2 separate regions of the Homo sapiens genome follow, and region 1 is linked to region 2. The links are chromatin contacts, found by Hi-C or POLR2A ChIA-PET in ENCODE. All regions are on one chromosome and are shown on one strand. The core of a region is the stretch at or near the end of the contact, and the rest is flanking DNA. Distances in the headings are between cores, read along the strand shown. Region 1 has its middle 37 kb from the start of LINC01404. Region 2 holds the start of VHRT (ventricular heart development associated lncRNA).

Region 1 (3,493 bases), core at 928-3,427, 59 kb after region 2:
TAGTTGCTCATTGTGTGGAAGGAGGAACTAAAGGGTTAAAAGCAGACAAGGCAGGAAGATAAGATCAAGGTATGTTTGTTCAGTGAATGCATTTTGTGTCGTTTGATGCAGAGAGATGTCGTTATGGACCCAGATAGAGAAACCACAAAACGTCTGCCCCTAGGGATAGGGGGACTCTGGACAAGCCAGAGGCTCACCAGAGACAGACAACTCCCTGATGCTGGGAGGGAAGAACCTGAAGGCTTTTAAGAATAGGAGATCTAATATTTAATCTTAAATTGCATTGTGCAATGTGATGTAGACACACACACATGCACACACCACTGCAACTGTCATGTCTAATAAAAGTCATACACCCAGTATAACCTAGAGTTGGGGGCACTCTGGGGAAAAGGGACAAAGGGCTTTGTCCCACGTTGGGGTTGCTATCATCTGCCTGCCTGTATTCATTCCCGCATCTAGGAGCAGCACCCCTCACCCCTCCCTCACCCCAGTGCAAGGTTTGGGTGAAGCCCACCTCAACCCTTGGCTCCAAGGATGAGCACATGACTTAGACCTGGCCTATCAGAGCATTTTATCTGCCTCGACATAATGATTGGTTCCTGATGCCCATGTGACTCGGGCCTAGCCAATTGGAGCATTTAATCCTCCTAGACACAATCACTGGTGTCAGACCTGGCCAATCAGAGCTTGTTGTCCTTCTGGCTACAGTGATTGGTTCTGGGATTGGCACACATCTAAGACTGGCTCATAAGAACAGGCTCTCTCTCTGGCCCCAGAGTTTGGTACAGGAAAGGGCAGGACTCAAAGACAGACTGAAGAAAGCCAATCCAGGATTTTTGCTGGAACTTTGAGGAAGGAAACGACAAGCTCTCTTTAGACTGGGGTTTTTGAGGGATGGGATGCAAGCTTGAGTACCTAGCAGGTATCTTCCCACCATGAGGGTGGAAAAATTTTGCCGCGTGACTGAGAATAAAGACCATAGACAAAAACAGCAGAGCAGTAAGAAAAGCTAGATTCCCAATGAGATAAACATGATGACAAGAATACGAATACTAATAACTCGTATCTTGTGCTTACCATTGTCAAACTCTACTCTAGAAGCAATACCTATATTTACGTGGTCCTCTAACAACCCTAGGAGCTTTTATTACTTCCACTTCACAGATGAGACGATGGAGGTACAGAGAGATCACCCAGCAAGGGGCAGAGCCAGAACTGGAAGTCAAGCAATCTGGTTTCATAATCCCTGTTCATAACTACTGTGCCTCATTCAACAAACATTTACTGAGCACCTACTCTGTGCCAGGCTGTGTGAGGACATGGAGAGGAACCAGCCCTAATCCCTGGTGCATCAGTTTGCTAGGGCTGCCATAACAGAACACAACAAACTGGGTGGCCTAAAGAACAGAAATTTATCTTGGCCGGGTGCAGTGGCTGATGCCTGTAATCCTAGCACTTTGGGAGGCCAAGGCGGGAGGATCACTTGAGCCCAGGAGTTTGAGACCAGCTTGGGCAACATGGCAAAACCTCGTCTCTAAAAAAAATTTTTTTTAATTAGCCAGGTATGGTGGTACATGCCCGTAGTCCCAGCTACTCAGGAGGCTGAGGTGGGAGGATCACCTGAGCCTGGGAGGTTGAAGCTGAGGTGAGCCATGATCGTGTCACTGCACTCCAGCCTGGGTCATAGGGTGAGAGCTGGTCTTAAAAAAAGAAAAGAAAAGAAAAGAAATTTATCTTTTCACAATTCTGGAGTCCAAAAGTCCAAGATCAGGATACCATCAGGGTTGGTTTCTAGTGAGGCCTCTCTCTTCCAAGCTTGTGGACAGCCACCTGCTTGCTGGGTCCTTAAATGGCCTCTTCCTTGTGTGTGCAGAGAGAGCAAAAGCGTGAGAGAGATCTATTGTCTTCCTCTTCTAAGGACACCAGTCCTGTTGGATAAGCCCCCGGGCCTTATGATCCCATTTAACATTAATTACCTCCTTAAAGGCCCTGTCTGCAAATACACTGGGGTTTAGGGCTTCACCATATGAGCTTTAGGAGAATGCAATCCAGTTCATAACTCCTGGTCTCCAGGAGCTCAGGGTGGAGGAGGGGGTCATGAAGGACGCAGGCCGGTTGGCCACTGGGTGGACTGAGCCACAAGTGCAGTAGGTGCCCTCCGCCCGTGACTGTGCTGCCACCTGCTTCCATTTGCAGAGACACTCATTCTCTTCAGGAGAGCAGCTCTGGCCCTAACAGGCCTTCAGAAATGTCAGGGGTATTTTTAGCCTGGAGAGTTGGTGCGTCCCGTGGCACATGAAAGAAACGAGACTGCTCTGGGAAGACAAATGGGAAGCCACAAGAGACTATTTCAGGAGAGGGGCTGGGTGCAGGGGCAGCCTGGGAGCTTTGTAGGGAGGAATGAGGGGAAAACAGCCAGATCGCTGGGTATCTGGAACTGGGGAGGGGGCTGCTACTTGGAGGAGCCTGGAACCTTCCAGAAAGTGCCACCTTAGGCTGGGTGCGGTGGCTTGTGTCTGGAACCCCTGTACTTTGGGAGGCTGAGACGGGCAGATCACTTGAGGCCAGGAGTTTGAGACCAGCCTGGCCAACATGGCGAAACCCCGTCTCTACTAAAAATACAAAAATTAGCCAGGTGTGAGGGCAGGTGCCTGTAATCCCAGCTACTTAGGAGGCTGAGGCAGGAGAATTGCTTGAACCCAGGAGGCAGAGGTTGCAATGATCCAAGATCCTGCCATTGCACCCCAGCCTCAGGGACAGAGCAAGACACTGTCTCAAAAAAAAAAAAAAAAAAAAAGTGCCACCTTAGCATTTTCAGGTACATGAGGGAGTAGCACTCACAGTGAGATGGCCAAATGAGCACAGAAAATGGAAATAGGTCCTTTAGCCATTCAACAAACTCACACTCTGTTGCTCCAGAGCCCAACACGCCATCAGTGCTGGAACATTTTGTTGAACGAAGAGTACTTGTTCTCTGAGCATGCATCCGCAGTGGTTCAGAACCATATCAAGAGCCAGAAATACAAAAAAGAAAGCACAACTGCTGTTCCTACATTAGCTGGAGGTGGAACATCGTAGAACAGTGTGGTAACCTCAGGGGCTCTGCTTACACTTAGCCTGTTTTGCAAGGTCAGGGAAGGCTCCCTAGAAGAGGTGACGCTTGAATTGGAGGCTTCAAAGGCAATCCAAAGAGAGCCAGGCCAAGAGGGGAGTCAAGTGCAGAGGCCTGGAGGTGTACTGGCAAGAAAAAGAAAATAATAAATAAAAATAACAGCTCCCCAGCCTGGCCAATATAGTGAGACCTCATTTAAAAAAAAAATAAAAAATTAGCCGAGCATGGTGGCATGCATCTGTAGTCCTACCTACTCAGGAGGCTGAGGTGGGAGGATCGCTTGAGCCTGGGAAGTAGAGGTTGTAGTGAGTTGAGATCGCATCACTTCACCCCAACCTGGAGAACAGAGCAAGTCTCCGTCTCAAAAAAAAAAAAAAA
Region 2 (3,154 bases), core at 64-2,563:
CATAACCAGAGTTCTATTAGCAAGAAAAAAGACAGCAAATGGACTTGGGGTAGGCAATGAATAATGTCTGCTCCACCCACACCCCCAGTAACTGAAGTAATATTTCCCCAATATATATGGTACAGCACACAATATCCTGCAACAAAATGGTTCTATAGGCTGGGCGTGGTGGCTCACGCCTGTAATCCCAGCACTTTGGGAGGCAGAAGTGGGCGAATCATTTGAGGTCAGGAGTTCGAAACCAGCCTGCCCAACATGGTGAAACTCTGTCTCTACTAAAAATACAAAAATTAGCTGGGTGTGGTGGCGCATGCCTGTCATCCCAGCTACTTGGGAGGCTGAGGCAGAAGAAGCTCTTGAACCTGAGAGGCGGAGGTTGCAGTGAACTGAGATGATGCCATTGCACTCCAGCCTGCGCGACAGAGTGAGTCTCTGTCTAAAAAAAAAAAAAAAATTTTCTGTAGCCAACAAGAGAGTCTAGTTCAACAGGTTCCCCAGTTGCAGATCTTCTCAGAGCCTTTAAACAATGATGACTACTTATTGACTATTTGCCAGCTGCTGTGTCCATAGCTACATCTCTATTATCTCATTAAATCCTTATAATAACTCTAAGGGACAGAGGAAATAGAAACTAAGGAAGGGGGCAGAGCCAGGAATTGAACCCAGGACTCTGATTCTAGACTCCTATGCTGTCCTTTTACTACAGAGCAAACATCTACTAAAAGGGACAAGTTATTCTTCTCTGGGGGATACTGAATTAAGACTGAAAGCCTGGAAACTTCCAGCTTCTCTCTTGCTATTCCTTTCTCCCCGTAGATTGCCCCTGGCTCCTGGGAGAGGAATTCAGATTAAATCTCATGTCTTCGGTGTGGATTCCCAAAATTGAAGTCTGCTCTTTTTAAAATTTTTTTGGTAACACCTTGTTTTTCTCTTTCAGGGCACTTACCTTAGTTTTTAGTCAGGTATTTTCATTTATTTGTGCGTTAGGGACTTGTCTCTTTTACTGTAATATCGGCTCCATAAAGGCTGAGGTTTTTGTCTGTCTGTTTTGCTGCTGTAGCCCCAGCACCAAGAACCGTGGCTGGCACACAGTAAATTCACAGTAAAAATGTCGAGTCAATGAACAATCTTGACTTGGCTAATTGATAGGGTTTGGCTGTGTCCCCACCCAAATTTCATCTCCAATTGTATTCCCCACTTGTCGGGGGAAGGGCCTGGTGGGAGGTGATTGTATCATGGGGGCGGAGCTCCCCCTCCCCCTTGCTATTCTCGTGATAGAGCTCTCCTCACTTCTCTCTCTGTCTCTCCTGCCACCATGTGAAGAAGGTGCTTGTTTCCCCTTTGCCTTCCGCCATGAGTGTAAGTTTCCTGAGGTCTCCCAGTCATACTGCTGGTTAAGCCTGCAGAACGGTGAGTCCATAAAACCTCTTTTCTTCATAAATTACCCAGTCTCAGGTAGTTCTTTATAGCAGTGTGAGAATGGACTAATACACTAATACATTTCCTCTTTCTGAAACTGCATGTGCACATTTGTTAAAAAGGCTGGGTAAAAACTTGTTTTGAAATTCTGGTTTTGTGGGGTGGGTTTGATAAAAGGATACATGCTCACCACAAAACCTGCGAGGAAACCTAGGGAAACCAGAAATTCCAAAAAGAGATCCCTGGGAGTTGGCCTTGAATTGCACCTGGCTTCCATCACGGTCAGCCTTGGCCTCAACAGGAGAAACCCATTCATTGCGAGACGCGGACTCTGCTTGAATCCGGGTCCTGCAGCTGAGAGAATGGGCTGCATTTTTTTTCTCGGCTCCTCTTCCTTTCTGAAAAGGCCTCCCGCAGATCCATCTGGCTGCCTCACCCCCGATGACCTTTCCATCCTGTTCCTTTCCAAATTCCCAGGTGTACTTGTTTGAAATGTATCTGGCCCAATCGCTGAGCGTCCGCGCTGCATTTCTCCAAACTGCCCAGCAGGGGGCGGTGCTACCTCGGCTCCGCGCAGCCACGGCTTCCCGCTGGCGAACCAAGGGCGCGGAATCTGGAGAGGGCGAGGAACATCTTTCCTCCCACCTGTCCCCCGCCAAGCCTGCCAGACCCGTCTCATCCGTGCTGCTGCTTCTGAAAATCAGAAGAGTGAGGATGAAATAAAGTCTTCATAAAGGAAAACCATTTGCTTGTTTAGATTTCATTCATTCACTACTCAAATATTTACTGAGCTCCTACTGTGTGCCAAGCCTTGTTCTAAGCCCTGGGAGTCAACAGGGAACAAAACAGACACAAATTCCAATTCCTGCCTTCCTGGAGCAGTCCTTCCTGCTGGGGGCCGGTGGGCAGGAGGTCTTAGATGACAAACGTAATAAATAAGCAAACGACCTAGGAGGTTAGAAGTTGATACCTTCTATGGAGTAAAATAGGAAAATAGAACAAGGTAAGAGGGAAGAGAGACAGAGACAAAAAGGAAGAAAGAGAGAGATAAACACGATTTTTTTTTTTTTTTTTTTTTTTTTGAGACGGAGTTTCAGTCTGTCACCAGGCTGGAGTGCAGTGGTGCGATCTCGGCTCACTGCAACCTCTGCCTCCCAGGTTCAAGTGATTCTCCTGCCTCAGCCTCCCGAGTAGCTGGGTCTATAGGTGCGCGCCGCCACGCCCAGCTAATTTTTGTATTTTTAGTAGAGACGGGGTTTCACCATGTTGACCAGGACGGTCTCGTCTCTTGACCTTGTGATCCGCCCGCCTTGGCCTCCCAAAGTGCTGGGATTAGAGGCGTGAGCCACGGTACTCGGCTAATTTTTTTTTTTTTTTAATATACTTTATTGAGACAGAGTCTCTCTCTGTCACCCAGGCTGGAGTGCAGTGGCACCATCATAGCTCACTGCCGCCTGGAACTCCTGGGCTCAAGCGATCCTCTCACCTTAGCCTTCGAGTAGCTGGGACCACAGATGTGTGCCACCATGCCCAGGTATTTAAAAAAAACTTTTTTAAAATAATGTCTCATTTTGTTGCCCAGGCTGGTCTTGAACTCCCAGCCTCAAGCCATCCTCCCGCCTTGGCCTTTCAAAGTGCTGGATTACAAGCGTGAGCCACCGTGCACAGCCAAGACACAATTTTAAATCGAGCGGTCAGGAAGCCTCCTGGAGAAAATGACGTTTGAACAAAGACA

What was found. Hi-C counts contacts between places; a loop is a spot of excess contacts on that map. ChIA-PET counts read pairs that join two places held with the same protein, here RNA polymerase II (POLR2A). Pooled maps may share reads with other maps.
Region 1: a loop to region 2 is called in a map of heart left ventricle, with 3 times the contacts of the local background. The contact joins the enhancer-like site here to the promoter of VHRT in region 2. A Hi-C loop is called at or near these places in 8 of 168 maps with a recorded cell type or tissue (GM11168, Right ventricle myocardium inferior, cardiac septum and 2 more) and 8 of 50 pooled maps. POLR2A ChIA-PET finds 5 or more read pairs at or near these places in 3 of 52 experiments (Panc1, WTC11 and activated CD4-positive, alpha-beta T cell).

Annotation. Positions count from the first base shown.
Region 1 is chr12:110,992,999-110,996,491 of GRCh38, forward strand. No RefSeq gene overlaps it. Among named protein-coding and RNA genes, the nearest start is that of LINC01404, 37 kb to the left of the region's middle. Within about 2 kb of position 2,178, at least 4 of the 41 ENCODE cell types and tissues checked have a DNase peak (open chromatin) inside an H3K27ac peak, as active enhancers do; they include heart left ventricle and heart right ventricle, where a contact is called at or near this core.
Region 2 is chr12:110,935,289-110,938,442 of GRCh38, forward strand. VHRT (ventricular heart development associated lncRNA) reads left to right here and starts at 1,314. Exons shown (of 2, transcript NR_036513.1): 1 at 1,314-1,410; 2 at 1,897-2,160. RefSeq lists enhancers at 577-1,270, 1,271-1,964, 2,659-3,154 and a silencer at 1,877-2,171.